Linked DNA regions of Homo sapiens: regions 2, 3 and 4 are each linked to region 1. The links are chromatin loops, found by intact Hi-C in ENCODE. Cell type or tissue: gastrocnemius medialis. All regions are shown on one strand. Region 1 has its middle 400 kb from the start of F9. Region 2 overlaps LOC124905222 (a long non-coding RNA gene). Region 3 has its middle 100 kb from the start of F9. Region 4 overlaps F9 (coagulation factor IX).

Region 1 (4,000 bases):
GACAGCAAACATTCTCAGCCTCCAAAACAGGAGTCCAATTACCAAAATCACATAATATATGTTTTTTGCTTCTGTCCATGAAACCAAAAGAAAATCTTTTAATTTTTTTTCAAAATTATGAGTCCCAAATGTTCACGACATGGAACAAGGACCCAATCAATTAAAATCAATTATGGAAGTTAAGGGGGGAAGTCACAAAAATAGAAATTGATACACATCTGACTTCAGGAGTATTTTTAAGTCTCCTTAGAAGCAGTTTCCTTATGGGAATATTCATATTTAGGACTGATTTTTCATAAATGTCTTCAATCAGATCCAGAAAAAAACTGTTGTCACTAACACCAGCAATTTTTTTGGCAATAAAAAGACGTTCAGCTCTTTCTCAGCTTGCAAAATTATGGATGTTGTAGTGTTCCACCTGCCATTCACTTAAAAATAATTAGTTAAGAATGAAAACTATTTTTTTTCTCTTTGGGGAAGCTCCAGTATAATCTGGAAGAGTTCCCATTGTTGTGATGCAGTTCCTATGGTTGTGATGCAGTTCCATAAAGTTGTATGTCTTAGTTTTTATGAACATTAAGTTGCAGCAATTAAAACAAATGGAAATATCAAAAGAATCTGATACCAGTTATATTAAAAAGAGTTATTTAAAGGACCCATAGCCCTTAACTGAATGCTAGGTAAATCAGTTAAGCAGACGTGGTCTGGGCATCTGCTCAGTGCCTGGCCCTGTGTTAGGGGGACAGTAAGAATGAAGATTCATGGCTGACAAGCACACAGCTACAGCAGAGCCAAGGCCTTAGAAAGGGATAGTCTGGTAGGTGGAACGGACAAGGATAGAGGGTGAAAATAGATCCAGAGTGCTAGGACCATTCTAGATTCTCACAGCTCAGTCCATGCCCATCTACTGCAGCTCACCTACATGCCATATCCCATGTACACCCTCAACCCCTGCTACCAGTGCCTGGGTTTCATCTGTTCAGATGAGGTGCTTAACACACAATCAACTGGTTGGCCTTCAGCAAGTCACTTCACCGCTGTGAGACTCCATTTCTTCACAGTCAAATAGGGATGATAAATGTACCTATACTTTACATGACAGCAGTCAGCCATGGCTACAACAGTAAAGGTCATGTATTTATATATTGTCTGTTGTGGTTTTTGCACTACAAGGCCGAGTTGAGTCATTGTAACAGAGACTGTATGGCCCACAAAGCCTAACATATTTACTATTTGGCCCTTTACAGAAAATGTTCACTGACCCTTCCCATAGAACGTCCTCCCCTTTTGTTTCTACTTGGCTAAGCCTTACTCATTTTTAAAAATTCAGCTCAAGAGTCCCCTCCTTTAGGAAACCTTCCCAGACCTTTTGCCCTGTCAGTGCTCCAAAGAAATCGGGAATCTAACCCTTCCTCTCCACCTCCACTTTGCACTCAGTTCCTGCCCCTATCAAAGTACGAATCACACTGGGCTGGAAATATCTGTCTGAAACCCAAGACAGTGACTTCTCTGTGGGATGGCTCATTCATCTGTGGATTCTGAGTACCCAGAACACAGGGCATGGCCTGGAAAATGGTACCAAATAAATCCTGCTTCAATGAACAGGCTTGGCTGGCCTGTATTTTTAATGTCACACAAAGTCAGCATTCAATAATCCCCTTGGCACTTAGATGAGGTCACAGTCATGTCCCGTCGGCAAGAATAATGACCTCTAGAGGGAGCTGTGCTCCAGTAGACAGGTGTGGCTGAAGAAAGTCAGCAGGAGAGTACAACCTGCTCCTGCTGGGCAGTTTCATCCCTGCAAGCCTCAAGCCCAAAAGCTATTTCCAAATCTTTCTCCACTCAAATGTCAGCTCTGAGAATGGCTTCACCAGGGGTCTGTTGTCTGAGCCACATCCCAGTCCACTGGGTCCTCTTGCCTGTCCAAAGGGCTTACCTCCTTCATTTCAGCTCACCACACCCAACTTTGGCCAATCCCCAACTCGCGACACCACAACCAATGTGTCTTAGGTACTACTTCACTCACCATCTACTAGCATGGCTATGGACCTTGGCTTTTCACTTGATCATTTTCTTCTTAGGTATTAATCTTAGTACTAGGAATGGAGGGTGCAGTGCCGCAGAAAAAAAGCACCATACCCAGGTGTTACTACAGGTTCCTCCACTTTCTTACTGTGAGAACCTTGAGCAACTTAGGCCTCACCTTCCTTATTCACAATTTGGAGATGATATCACCACCTGGTCAGAGGAAGGGAGGCGATCATAGGAGTGAAAATGTTCTTCCATCTAAGATGTGTGATTCTCAATAGATAGGAGCATGACCCCCTTCCACAAGAAGGTTTTTCAGAGCCACCTGGAGTACTTTCTCCAACTATATCCAGCCCTGGGAAGATCTAGAACAAGGTCTTCACCTCTTGAGAATGAGAGCTGGGTGAGGTATCTTTACCTGTGGCGGATTAGTGTGTCTCAAAGGTCTGAGGCAGGAAAGGGGTTGACAACCACCACTCTGGTGTTGTACAAATGGAAGAGGACATTGTAGTGTAGTAATGAAGAGGCCAACAAGGAATGGGGCTCCAGTAATGTTTCCCAACTTTTTTCATGTATGGCACTTAGTACAGCATGCCAATCGTACATGGCATGCTGGGGGAAACAGCTGAGGCTGCTGGCCACCACAGGCAACTCAGGGCCAGCACTCTTGGCAGTCACAAGGGCTAAGGAGAATGACATGCCAAATACCCCTTAACTTATTTTTCAGCACATACTTAGGAAATTGTGCTTGAGCAGATGTTGGTAACTTTGACATATGACCACCTTTCAGGGGCAAGTAAGCCAATACAAGGGTTAAGAGTATACTTATAATCATTATCCCACCAACCCCTGGCATACCAGGAGTCAAAACCACATCCCATCACTAGGAAAACAGGCTGATGTCGCTTTAGAACCTCACCCTCCTTTGAGTTTAAGGGAGGTTCTTGGTTCACTGCATGAGTCTGCCTCTCTTTCCACTTCTGATGTTCCTTAGCCAGGACTCATAGGCATTATTCTACCTAAGCCTGAATCCTGGACTATGCTCAAATGGGGAAAACAATTTGCCCAGAAGCTTAAGAAACTCAAGAGCTTAAGAAACAGCATCAGTACCAGGATCACGCTCAGGACCAGGGATGCAGGTGCTGCCCTGGTCCTGGACTCTAGTTCTCATTACCGGGATTATCCTTCTTCCTTAGAGTGAGATCCCTGCCTCATCTTCCAAACCCAGTAACTTGTTTCTTGTTTTGTTTCTGTGTCCAAAGCTGTCTGTTTCCCAGTTCCTAAAGGCCTGGATACCTATCTTATTCTTTCCTAATCTCTAAAGGCCTAGAATGCATACTCTCGGCAGTAACTACGACACCAATCATTATATACTACCACAATCCCCTAGGCCCACTTGGTTCTCTGGATCTCATACTCTGAATTTTTTCCAAGACCTTGAGGCTAATTGTTCTCCCCAGTGCTTGTGCCATCCTGTCTGGGGTGCCTGCTGTCTACATCCATGCCCTTCCTGGTCTGGCCTCTGCCTAGTCAATGGAGTCCAAAGGCTCTTTCTCCTATATAGCCTCTGCTTTAGCATGACAAAGACATGGAGTAAAACTGCAGGTCAACTGCTCACTAGCTGTATGACCTTGAACAAGTCAGTCTGCTTCGACTTCCTCATTTATGAAATGATAATATGAAAATTGCCCACCTTATAATGTCATTGTGAAAATTAATGAAAACGTTGCATTCGTTCATTAAATAAATGGTTGAGTGCCTACTATGTGTGAGGCACTGTGCTAATCAGTCAATAGGAGATAGAGTGGTGCTCTCTGGTATTAACATTCTAATGGAAACTAGTAAATAATTATCTATAAATATTAGTTATAATAATGACAATGCTGGTCAGGGACCATTTCATTTTAAGTGTTTACTAGACCTTCTGCAGTCTATTTCAGCACCTGCAACAACGGTTGGCATAGCAACACTA
Region 2 (4,000 bases), 68 kb after region 1:
AAACAGAGTGCTTCATGCACTGAAAGTCTGTTTCCCTAAGAAAACTTGCAAAATATGCTTGTATTATCCATGAAGGCAGGGATAGTTATCTGTTCCGCTCACTGCTGTATTCTCAGTGTCTAAGAAAGCAGATGGCACATAGAAGGTTCAATACATATTTATCGAGTAAATTAACAGATGAATTAATTTACACATGCATTAAAATAACTGAAATCACTTAAGTTGGGGTATGACTGTCCAATGCATGTGTGAATCTGTAGATTTATTTCTACCACCAAGAAACCCTCTATCAAGAGTCCTCTAACTTGAAAAATCAATATGAAAATCACTACTATTTCAGTAATATTATCAGTATCATCATTGACCAAATTCTACGTAGATAGCCCATTATGAAGTAGCAATTGTATCCTAAATTAAATTAGCAAAATTAAATCCAGCAGGATTATTGCTGTCAGTCTAAGGGCTTTTGGTATAGAGTTTCAAAGGTAAAGGAGCATTTACAGAAACCTACGATGGATGATAAGCATTGTCATTACGTAACACATTTAGTGAGCACTTGCTTTGTGAAAAGGATCCTTGAAGACATTCCAGTCTATTCAGAGAGATAAGACATAAGCAGATGAGAAGTTAACCATGAGATACACCCAAAGTAGCCCATGGAGATTGCCAGATGGGTGACATAGAAGCCCTGTACAGAAGTAAGCAGTCAGTGCCTGCTGGGAGGGCGGAAGAAAGGCTTCATGGAGGATGGAGATTTAGCTTGGACTTGAAGCATCATATAATATAAAAATAATAAGTAGGTCACGGTAGATCAAGGAATGAGGGAGCAGAAAACTCAGTTTGAAGACAATCAATAAGTAATATTTCATTAGTATTATTTTTATTATTATATCATTAATATAATTATGTATTTCCACTATAGATAAAAATAGAAAATATGACTAAACACTATAAATTTCTATAAGCCAACCACCCAGAGATTCCTTTTGGTGTATATTCTTTCAAGATTTATTCTTAGCATATTTGTTGTGTATCTATTTACATATGTGCATAGTTGTCTATGTGTGTTTAATTTGGTATTTACAGATTTATACACACATATACATAGCCCCATATGGGCACATATTCATATATGTACTTTTACAAAATACTAATCATGCTTGTGGTGTCCAGTGAGAAGGATCTCAAGGAGGTGCAGGAAAAATGTTCACACCCCAGGCACAAATCACCATCTCTCCTTGGTTACCCCTAAGTCCACACCTAGTATACACACTGAAAATGATGGTGCAAATTATTTAACGACATAAAATAACATTCTAAGACGTTGAGGGAAAAAAAGGAAGTTATCGTGTATGTGCCTGATCCCACATACACACTTAAAGATAATTAGCCATGTCTATGTATTATAATATGCAGAGAAAAAGGACTAGAAGCAAAGCCTCAAAAAGTTAACTTGGTAGTGGAACCTTGGGTGATATTTTCTTCTCTACGCTTTTATGATGTTCCAAATTGTCTCCGGTAAACATGCATTATTTTGTAATCTGAAAAAAATCAATGTAATAAAACATAAGCAATATAAAAACACACACATAAATTCAAATCTGCCTGTGAGCGTCCTGCTCAAGATGCATCTTCGGTTTTTGAGCAGCTAAAGTCAAATTAGCATTAACAAGAAGACAGAGAAAGCAAAGCTCTTGTGTTGGTCAAGCCCTGACTTCAAGGCTCTTGGCCTTCTATGCCTGCCTTTGAGGTGTCTAGTGGGTGGGTCAGGTGTACGGAAAGCAAGAAAGCCTTGATAGGTGTCGCTAAGGGAGGAGGGCGCGCCTCCCTGAGCCCCGCCCGGCCACCACCAGCGCTGCTCTGACCGCCACCATCTTAACGCTGCTTCCCCACAGGCTGCAACGTGCCCGCGGTCTAGACTGCGAGGCCGCGGGCTGCACCGGAGCGCGCAGTATCTTCCCCCGGACTGCGACCACCCGCACCGCCAGCCACGGAGCCCTGGCCCGGGCCCGCGGTTCCCTTTGCGACGCCTCCCCGTGAGTCGACTGGGCCGTGGGTATCGAGGACAAGCAAACAGAAACCCCCACTGCCCACCGCCGCTGCCGCCGCCAGGAAGGCGCTTTGTCATGCCCGGAGCCGGCGCCGGGCAGCTCTTTGCCAAGTTTCACCTTCGGTGACACAACTTTTCCGTGTTTCTTTTTTAGGCAGCTGCCACATCACGAGGCTAATGAGCACACTAAGGTTTGTAATAAACCTGCCTGCCAGATACACAGGAACTGAGGGAGGCTGGTTGACCAGACCTTTCAGCGCGATCGTCGGTTCCCAGCTAGCCGAAAAACAAATGTTCCCCGGAATGAGAGCATCTAGGAGCACCTTGTCCTGTTTCCAAGAGAATGGCTCACATTGTTCCCAGAGCTCCGAAAATCACTCACAAATTCAAGAGCTCTTGGAAGCCTTAATGTTCAATAAACCCCCCAAGGGGAGAGGCAAGCATACACACAGAGAATCAAAGGCAAAATAAGCAGGTCAATTCTCAATACTTTCAAAGTCACCATTGAAAGAAGTTTCTGAAAATATCTATGGGCATATTCAAGAAGTGCACTCAGCCTGTCTTCTTTAGGTTGTTTACTTCTACTTTTAAGAGCTAGATAAATATTTTAAGAACCCTAGCTATTTACTAACCCTCAACTCCAGAACAGTAACAAATGCTACCTACATTATTTGGAGCAAGTTTTGAGAACTGGGTTTCATGTTTGTTATTAAATTTACCTATAGCCATGCAATAGACCCATCACTGTTAATTATTACCATTGAGCAACAGTTCTACAATACAGATAAATACTACATGATTCCCAACTTCGAGAACTGTAATTAATATGCTTGTTCAAGGCGTTGTGTCTCTGTTAACAAGATATATTTTTGGAAATATTATCTAACTGAAGGCAGCATAAATAGTATACAAAATAAAGCTTGCACTTTTTTATTTTTCCATTTAAAATGAGTTACGTAAGTAGTGAAAAACCTCTTCTGTGGAGCTACGCTTTGTTGTGGGGGGTGGATTTCTTTCATCACGATTAATATAGCTATCAAAGGAAAAAATCCAGAAATGAAAATCTTTCAATGAGCTCAGCACACCCTGAGGAGCCCCATTCGGTTAATAAAAACCACTGACATTTGTTAACAAGAAAAGGAGGGAGGGAAAGAAGGAGAGTCGGAGGAAGAACGGGGTAGGGTTGAGAGACAAAGAGAAGGGAAATGAGACATATGATTCTGATGGGAGACAGACTGAAAGCATATACCATGTAATGAAAACTAAAATAAACAAGTGGAGTTTTTACTCAACAGTGAATTAAGAGGATGTATAATCTTGAAGACACAGGTGAAACAAGGTCTCAGATGCAGTTGCAAAAGAAAGTACCATTGTTTTTAAACCAATATGAAAGCCAAAGTCACCTGGCCAATGAAAGACACAGTCACCTGGCCAATGTCCTGTAGCAGTGGTTCAAGAGGATGGCCAAGTGAAGTGAGATGCACATCGGAAAGTTTAAAGTCAGAATGTCCCAGGCCAGAGAAGAAGGAAAGGGTACCCCGGCACAGCACCTGATAGAGAAAAGTCACTCAAAAAATGTTCAGATTTTGTTTAACTGAACAAAGACCACAGCCCTGGAGCAACCATGTATTTAGTATAGGCACACTCCTCCTAATTATGTCCAATTTGGTGAATGGAAGTAATTTCGTCTTTGTGCAAACCTGCATTAGAAAGACTCAGCTGTGCTGCCTAGGAAGGGAGTATGATATAGTGGTTAGTGGTTAGGAGGTAGATTTGGAGTCAATGAAATCTGGTCAAATCCTCACTTCACCATCTTGTTAGCTGAGTGACCTAAGGATGGCCTCGGTCTGTTTCTTCATCTGTCACATTGAAGACTAGTGTGGATATTCATTCTCCATACATTGAATGTCCATACATTGTTATGAAGATTTCATGAGATATTTCATGTCA
Region 3 (4,000 bases), 300 kb after region 1:
TAAGATGTGAATAGCAATACATCAAAACTGAACTATTTAACAGACATTTGGAAACTGATGCAGAGGTGGAAGAGTCCTGCTCTTCCTCTGAGACTGGAGAGAAGAATGAGATAACATGTATAGAGATGAGTTGAGGTAGAGATAAGAGGATATATAAAGGACTCAATCTCAGCAAAGTAGGAGAGGTAATCTGCTAAGGCTGGCGGTGGGTGGAGGCTTGAGGAAGGAAGGGGAACTCTGGAATAACTGGTGTCAGGAACTCCCTTGCGTATTGACAAGATTGAAATTCTGCATCAAGGATCCTGAATCAACATGACATCCTCAAATAAAGGTCCCAGTGTTTGTAGTTCTTGAAAAATGACTGTAGGAACTGACTAAATTAAGTATTCTTCTTAGACAATTCATGGGTATAAGATGGATGTTCCTTGTGTAGAGTGGCCCATTTAAACAGGTCCCATTTAAAGTTAAGTTAGGACACAGCTATTCTAGATACAGTATAAGATGATTTTCTTTTGCAATTCCTCCATTTGAGTTTTAGGATGGGATAGAAAGTCAATTTCTAAACATTAACCTTTTTTATCATTAATTTTACTTGCTGAAATATGCTAACTCATATTATTGTTCTGACCTCTTCCAACCTTTGGCTTTATGTAGGTCATTTTTACCCTCTTATTTTTAAGACAAAGACACGGCCACACAAAAAAAGGTAGAGCTTAGTAAATTATTATATGAATAATACCCTTATAAACACTACCAGCTTAAAAAATGACCGGTCACCCCACAAGTTTCTCCAAATGCCCAGTCATGAATACAGCCTCTTCTCTCCCTCAAGATGTAAATAGTATCCTGAACTTTATACTAATCATTTCACTGCACTCTTTATGGTTCCATCACCCAAAGGTGAATTGCTAGACACTATAATATAATCTTAACCATTTAAAAAAACCTGATATGTCCTGTAAACTTATGTTAATCTATAGGTTCTTCCTCTGTCCATTTCTTTTCCCTAACATTTATATGCTACAGAACCCAGGCTATTTTACCCATAGAGGCTCCCACAGTCTGCATGTTGCTGATTACATACTCATGGTGCACTTCAATATGCTCCTCTGTATTTACTGGTGGATCCTGGTCTTGTTCAGTCTCAGGTTTTCACTTTTTTTGTTGTCTGCAGACATTGATGTTCAGTTGCAAAATGAACACATTCTATAATTTTATTTTCATTTATTGGTTGGAATGATATTTTTATTGAGATATAATTTATATACCATAAAAGTAACCATTTTAAAATATACAATTCCATGATTTTTAGTATATTTACAAAGTTGTGCCATCATCACTCTGTTTATTGTTGTTATTGCTCTTTGTTTAATCACTTTTCTGAACTAATTTTGTAAAATCTGCATTCTTTGCTGTGTGTGGTCAAGTGGTCACGAAAGTCTGCTGCGTTAGTTTGGTGATCAGTTAATGATTAGACAGAGATTTCCTTAAATGCCTGGAAATAATAAGCCTTCCGGTCTTTTCCTAGAGGCTCTGTGTGTGTGTGCTGGGACATGCTTTCAATTCCCAGTCAGGCGGTTTTCAACTATGCCTTAGCCTCCCCTTCCTCCTTGTGCAATGTTAGCTAGCATGGACAGTGCGAGGCTTTCTTACTGAGCATGTGCACAGTTTTACAAATGTGTGCATCCTTCTAGATTCTCAGGAATATGTTGTAGCTTTTCAAAGTTCCTACTGACATCTCATTCCCCCGCTTTTCCTTTTAAGCTTTTTGGTTAGCCAATTGTTTACCCCATTTGTCATCCACTACTTCAGGAAGATTCAAACTTAAACAATTGTCTTCCAATATTTTCAACACACTTCTCCAGGGAAGGGGCATTTTGCACTAGGTGATCTCTATTCCAGGTCTAATAAAGACACTCTTGCAAGTGAAGTCTTCCAGGAAACCACCAGACACTTCAAATAACCACAATTCTCTAGGAAAGGAACTTTGATGGAGCACCAACTCTGTTCTGCCCCATCTAGTGGCTGTCAAGATGCTAGTTTCCACTGTGATTGGAGGCTGTTTGCTTTCAAGGCTACCACGAAAATGAAGACGGGGGATAGACATAAGAATGGGAAAATGCCACAAAGCTCACTGTTCTTACTGAGATTAAGCCATTTTCTTGAACAAAGCTTCCTTTTTTCTAGTTGCTTGTTAATTTCCAGAGTTCTAAAAGCATCAATTCTGACATTTCTTTTGCTAATTTTCTTCTATCAAGAAGGAAGAGAGACTTTTCAGAGGTCTTTACCATTTTTGCTGATATCTGATGATGGAAATGATTTTATTAAAAAAAAAAGCTTTCTCTCATCCTATATAGGAAAGATAATAAATGCTGGATTCCTTTTTTTTTTGCCCATTTCCTATCATCCTTAAAAGACCATCAATTATTATTTTTTAAAACAATTATGAACTTATTAAATAATCCTATTTGATGGTTTTCAACTCATTGAAATTCTTGTAATTATTGTAGCACAATCTGTAACTTTGGCCAGAGAGAATTTATTTAAGTGGGCTCCCAAGTCTTTTTGGCATGACACTGGCATTACTTAATAGTTTCCTATCAAGGATATTAGGATGTTTGGGTTTTATCTTGTTCATTTCCTGCCTCAGACCTGCAATCAACTATTTTTTTCCCAAGAGCTCTGGATTCTTTTGGGCACCAGGGATGCTCACTGCTAATAGATTCATCATTGTTTCTAAACCTTTTTAGTGTACCAAGCAAGGGAATATATATTTAAAGACAAAATATCTCATGTTTTCATACTGATATCTCTAATTTAAATTCAGGATGACATGGTTTTTAATCTCTTTTATATTCCATTTGTATTTCCTTTCTTCCACATTAAGAATCAATTTTCTCACTGACACAGAGATGATAGACTTGAAACACTGTTTCTCAATATTTTATTCATTAATGACCCCCCAAATAGCCTTTGATATATGTTTTTCCTAATAGCCCTCCACCATTAAATTTTAATACCATAGACATACTGTATATTTGTTACCATACTATATGTATATCTGCACTTTGTATATATCTGCACTTTATGCACTTCCTTGTTTATATATAACAACTTGATGACTTTTTTCACTCCCCAAGAATCATTCTTTGACCTCTTGAGAGTAATATTAGTCCCATTGAGAATACATGACTTAGGACATTCTGTATTTACTCATTTGCTTTTTTCCATGTACACACACAATAATATCTGTATAACAATACTATTATGGTCTCTGCCAATATGGTTATTGAAAATAATTTAAGCATTTTGCATGTGCTAACCCCTTTCTTCTCCAATTTTTTTTCTATTGTACTATATCTAAAATGCCTCATCATATAGCCATACTATACTCTCTCCTAACTCTCATTTAGACTTAATTCTAGGAGTAATTATATATTTAATGCATGTCACCAATACTTATGTTAATATCTATCTAGAGATGTCTAATAAATTTTACTTGTTTAACATTCACTTTCCATTATTTTCCTCAGAAAGCACTTACGCAAACAAGTATTTTAGCTCCAATACATTGCCGACAATTTGTTCATCGTATACAGGAAGACCTGTTTTCGTGGACATAAAATTCCTGGTTCACATGTTATTTTCCTTACATACCTTAAAAATATTATTCAATTATCTTGTGGCATAAATCATTGCTGTTGAAAAGTCTAATGACAGTCTGATTTTATTTTTCCTTATAAGCCTTGCTTTATTTAGGATGCTTGAAGTTTTTATCAATTTCTTTAACACCCAGTAACTTTAGTAGAACATATTCCTTGTTTGTCATTCTCAGTCAGTATTCTCAGGTATGCAATGAGTGTGCTTTTTCAATGTGTAGTTTAATTTTATATATATATATATATATATATAATAAGTATGTGTGTGTACATGTATTTTTTGTGAGTATCTGTTCTGTTCACTTGCTTCAGTTTCCTTTCACGGATTTCTATTATCTGTA
Region 4 (4,000 bases), 430 kb after region 1:
TGAGACAGGTCGTGCATCTGAGGTTTACTGCTTTGCATTTTTGTTTTGTAACTGAAGTCTGATGAGACAGCCAGAGCATGTGCTACCTAGGGACTTGAATCCCTGCAGCCCCATTTCACTTCTCACCACCTTCCGGGGTGGTTTCTCGACCTCCCACTCCCCTACCACCTGGTGCCTTAGCCAGCCCTGGCTCTCCCTCCAAACACCTGCCCAATGAGCACTGCCACCCCATGGTGCCCAGACATGCTCTCCCTCCTCATCCCTACCTAGCTACCATTGCCACTCCCCTCCCCCAGCGGGGACATGGGCATAGGAGCAGGGAGAGTTAAGGTTGGTCAGGTGCACGTGCCCTATGCTATCTTGGAAGGGGGCTTGGCCATGTGGCATCTCTGGACCAAGAATGCGCCACAGCACATTTGGAGGGTGAATGGTGGGGGCACACCCCTTGTCCACCTCTATTTCAGGCATGGAACACATCCTGGCATGAAAGTTGCAGTCCCTTGGGAATCACCTCTCCACCTTGATTGCCACAGTAGGCCAGTGACAAGGGAAGATTGACACATCATCCCCTGCTGGGGCCCAGTGTCCTGTGGCTGGCAGGCAGGGGATCCTAAGGACATGTGGGTGTTAAATTGTAGGGTGCACTTCCTGGGCACCTTTGAGGGTCTGCACTGCCCCAGCAAATATCCCCATGCTAGAAGGAGCAAAATATTAAATGGCAAATTTTAAAAATGTAACAAGATGGGTTGCAAAAGAGACTACAGAGGAAAGCAAAAGTTTTGTATTTTAGTATCTTCCATGGCACTTTTCTTCCTAGCTTTTGAACAAGGGGCCCCACATTTTTATTTCTCACTGAGCCCCACAAAGTATGTAGCCATTCCTGCCCGGAGTGAGGACTTTTAAAACATAAAGATTATCAAGTCTTGGAAATTCTGATTCAGTAGATATATAACAGGTCTCAAACTTAATTATGTAAAGAATATTCTGGAGAGCTTCCTTTTACCCAGTCCCACCCACCAAATATTCTGATAAATTAAGCTTCGATTAGCCCCCAGATCTGCATTTTATAAGGATCCCCAGATGATTCTACTGCAATTGGTCCACAGACCATGCCTGGACCGAATTTGGGTGCTTAGGAGCACAAATTCTGGAGCCGGGCAGACTTGAGTTTGCTTCCTAGCTTTACCAACTGATCTCAGGGGAGTTAATGTTTACCTCTAAACTTTAGCTCATGCATCTATAAATAAATATATTAATATCATGTCATAAGGATATTATGTTGTATTAAATGTCTTTAAAACACCACAATGATTAGCCCAAAGTAAACACTCAATAAATGTTCAAAAATTTAGGAAAATTGTTAAGACTGGGTTGTATGCACACTGGTGTTTATTATATTATGTAGTTTTTTCTGTATTTTTACAACATTTCAGAATTAAAAGCAACAGCTAGAAAAAGAGGGAAATGGCCGGGTGCAGTGGCTCACGCCTGTAATCCCAGCACTTTGGGAGGCCAAGGCGGGCGGATCACGAGGTTGAGAGATCGAGACCATCCTGGCCAACATGGTGAAACCCCATCTCTACTAAAAATACAAAAATTAACTGGGCATGGTGGCATGCGCCTGTAGTCCCAGGAGAATTGCTTGAACCTGGGAGGCGGAGGTTGCAGTGAGCCAAGATCTCACCACTGCTCTCCAGCCTGGTGACAGGGCAAGACTCCGTCAAAAAAAAAAAAGAGAGGGAGAGCCAGAGTATGAAAAAGGAAGTCAGAGCCCTTTAATGAGTCAGCTTTGTAGGTCTCCAGGTAGGAGGCTAGTGCTTCAGTGTCTAGGACATAGTAGGTGTTCAGTAAATTAAATTCAGGACAAAAAGAACATGCCCCAAGGACCATCTGATATCCACTTAAAGTGATGGACTACCTCGTTTCCCTTGTTTATGAATGGGTTCATGCCTAAGACTGTGTGCACTTTAATACAAGGGCAGTCGTTCAGAACTAGTCAGGTCCTGAAAAGGATTTACCAAATGTTGAGTGTGCCCTCTAGTGTTCACACTTCCCAGCTTTCTTCCTATAAAGGTGGATCAAGGCACTTGCTTACAACTGGAACTGAAATCCTCCAAGTCGATCTAGACATTGAGATGGAGAAAATATTCATTGTCGACTGTAATTATGCAACGAATATCCAGTTGAGATAATGGACTTGCCTCTTATCTAATAATACCCAGGCTCAATGCGTCACTGCTTTGTCCACTTTGCCCAAAATTCAAGCACAGCTAAGTTGATATTTTAGGACAAAGGCAGCTTACTATCCAGCCAGAGGGGAGTAGAATATGGTTAAGAGAGAGTGGAAAGAATGAATGAGCCCTGCTATTCCTCACTGCCTGGATGGCTATAAGCACAGCCCTTATGGAGGCCTTAGGTCTTGCTTCATAATATTCCAGTTTGAAAAGGGTTTGAAAAGACCTCCTAGAAAAATCAGTAGTTTTTCTCTTTTGAGTAACATGTAGCAAAAAAAATTTCATCATGTAGGTACAGGGAACACCCTAATAACTATTAATCTCAAGGAGTCAAGCCAGTGTGTTTCCTAATGTATCTGCTGTATCCCCATGAAGCAAATTTTGCCATCAGAGAAACTGACTCATGGGGAAAAAATCCAAGGACCTCAAATCACCAAAAGAAGCCATTCCTCAGATTTGCCTAAGCTTAAGCTTCCCTGTCTCTCATTGTGTGTTGCTTTCAATGCAGTTACATAAATGGCTTTTTTGTTTATGCACCAAAAACACTAATTCATCTGCAAAGCTCACATTTCCAGAAACATTCCATTTCTGCCAGCACCTAGAAGCCAATATTTTGCCTATTCCTGTAACCAGCACACATATTTATTTTTTTCTAGATCAAATGTATTATGCAGTAAGAGTCTTAATTTTGTTTTCACAGGTTGTTTTGAATGGTAAAGTTGATGCATTCTGTGGAGGCTCTATCGTTAATGAAAAATGGATTGTAACTGCTGCCCACTGTGTTGAAACTGGTGTTAAAATTACAGTTGTCGCAGGTAAATACACAGAAAGAATAATAATCTGCAGCACCACTAGCTCTTTAATATGATTGGTACACCATATTTTACTAAGGTCTAATAAAATTGTTGTTGAATAAATTGGGCTAAAGGCAGAAGGGTCATAATTTCAGAACCCACGTCGCACCGTCCTCCAAGCATCCATAGTTCTTTTGATATACCCCTATTATCACTCATTTCAGTGAGGTACAATTAGTTCTTGATGTAGCCATTTCCATACCAGAAGGCCTTCCCAAAAATCAGTGTCATGTCACCGATCCTTTTATCTCTGGTGCTTGGCACAACCTGTAGCAGGTCCTCAGAAAACAAACATTTGAATTAATGGCCAAATGAGTTTGTGCTCAAAAAAGGGGTGAGGATACTTGAAATTTGGAAAATCTAGGATAATTCATGACTAGTGGATTCATTATCACCAATGAAAGGCTTATAACAGCATGAGTGAACAGAACCATCTCTATGATAGTCCTGAATGGCTTTTTGGTCTGAAAAATATGCATTGGCTCTCATTACATTTAACCAAAATTATCACAATATAAGAATGAGATCTTTAACATTGCCAATTAGGTCAGTGGTCCCAAGTAGTCACTTAGAAAATCTGTGTATGTGAAATACTGTTTGTGACTTAAAATGAAATTTATTTTTAATAGGTGAACATAATATTGAGGAGACAGAACATACAGAGCAAAAGCGAAATGTGATTCGAATTATTCCTCACCACAACTACAATGCAGCTATTAATAAGTACAACCATGACATTGCCCTTCTGGAACTGGACGAACCCTTAGTGCTAAACAGCTACGTTACACCTATTTGCATTGCTGACAAGGAATACACGAACATCTTCCTCAAATTTGGATCTGGCTATGTAAGTGGCTGGGGAAGAGTCTTCCACAAAGGGAGATCAGCTTTAGTTCTTCAGTACCTTAGAGT

What was found. Hi-C counts contacts between places; a loop is a spot of excess contacts. Peaks named below come from ENCODE experiments on the same cell type or tissue, not always from the same donor. Only the 100,000 strongest peaks of a DNase experiment are listed, where the experiment ranks them.
Region 2: it touches region 1 in a loop (2.5-fold over the local background); 5 of 110 quality-filtered maps call a loop at or near these places.
Region 3: it touches region 1 in a loop (29-fold over the local background); 6 of 110 quality-filtered maps call a loop at or near these places.
Region 4: it touches region 1 in a loop (7-fold over the local background); 12 of 110 quality-filtered maps call a loop at or near these places.

The regions. Positions count from the first base shown.
Region 1 is chrX:139,124,972-139,128,971 of GRCh38, forward strand. It overlaps a transcript of FGF13 not described here. Among named protein-coding and RNA genes, the nearest start is that of F9, 400 kb to the right of the region's middle. In gastrocnemius medialis, a CTCF peak has its summit at 1,743 (motif pointing right); a DNase peak (open chromatin) is centred at 1,750; H3K27ac peaks cover 307 bases.
Region 2 is chrX:139,192,863-139,196,862 of GRCh38, forward strand. It overlaps LOC124905222 (a long non-coding RNA gene), which reads left to right. Exons shown (of 2, transcript XR_007068344.1): 1 at 1-2,036; 2 at 2,205-2,998. It also overlaps a transcript of FGF13 not described here. Among named protein-coding and RNA genes, the nearest start is that of F9, 340 kb to the right of the region's middle. In gastrocnemius medialis, no CTCF peak of the experiment used is centred here; DNase peaks (open chromatin) are centred at 1,795 and 2,169; H3K4me3 peaks cover 1,541 bases; H3K27ac peaks cover 2,856 bases.
Region 3 is chrX:139,428,093-139,432,092 of GRCh38, forward strand. No RefSeq gene overlaps it. Among named protein-coding and RNA genes, the nearest start is that of F9, 100 kb to the right of the region's middle. In gastrocnemius medialis, a CTCF peak has its summit at 2,036 (motif pointing left); no DNase peak of the experiment used is centred here.
Region 4 is chrX:139,557,807-139,561,806 of GRCh38, forward strand. F9 (coagulation factor IX) reads left to right here. Exons shown (of 8, transcript NM_000133.4): 7 at 2,935-3,049; 8 at 3,718-4,000. Among named protein-coding and RNA genes, the nearest start is that of F9, 29 kb to the left of the region's middle. In gastrocnemius medialis, a CTCF peak has its summit at 2,070 (motif pointing left); no DNase peak of the experiment used is centred here.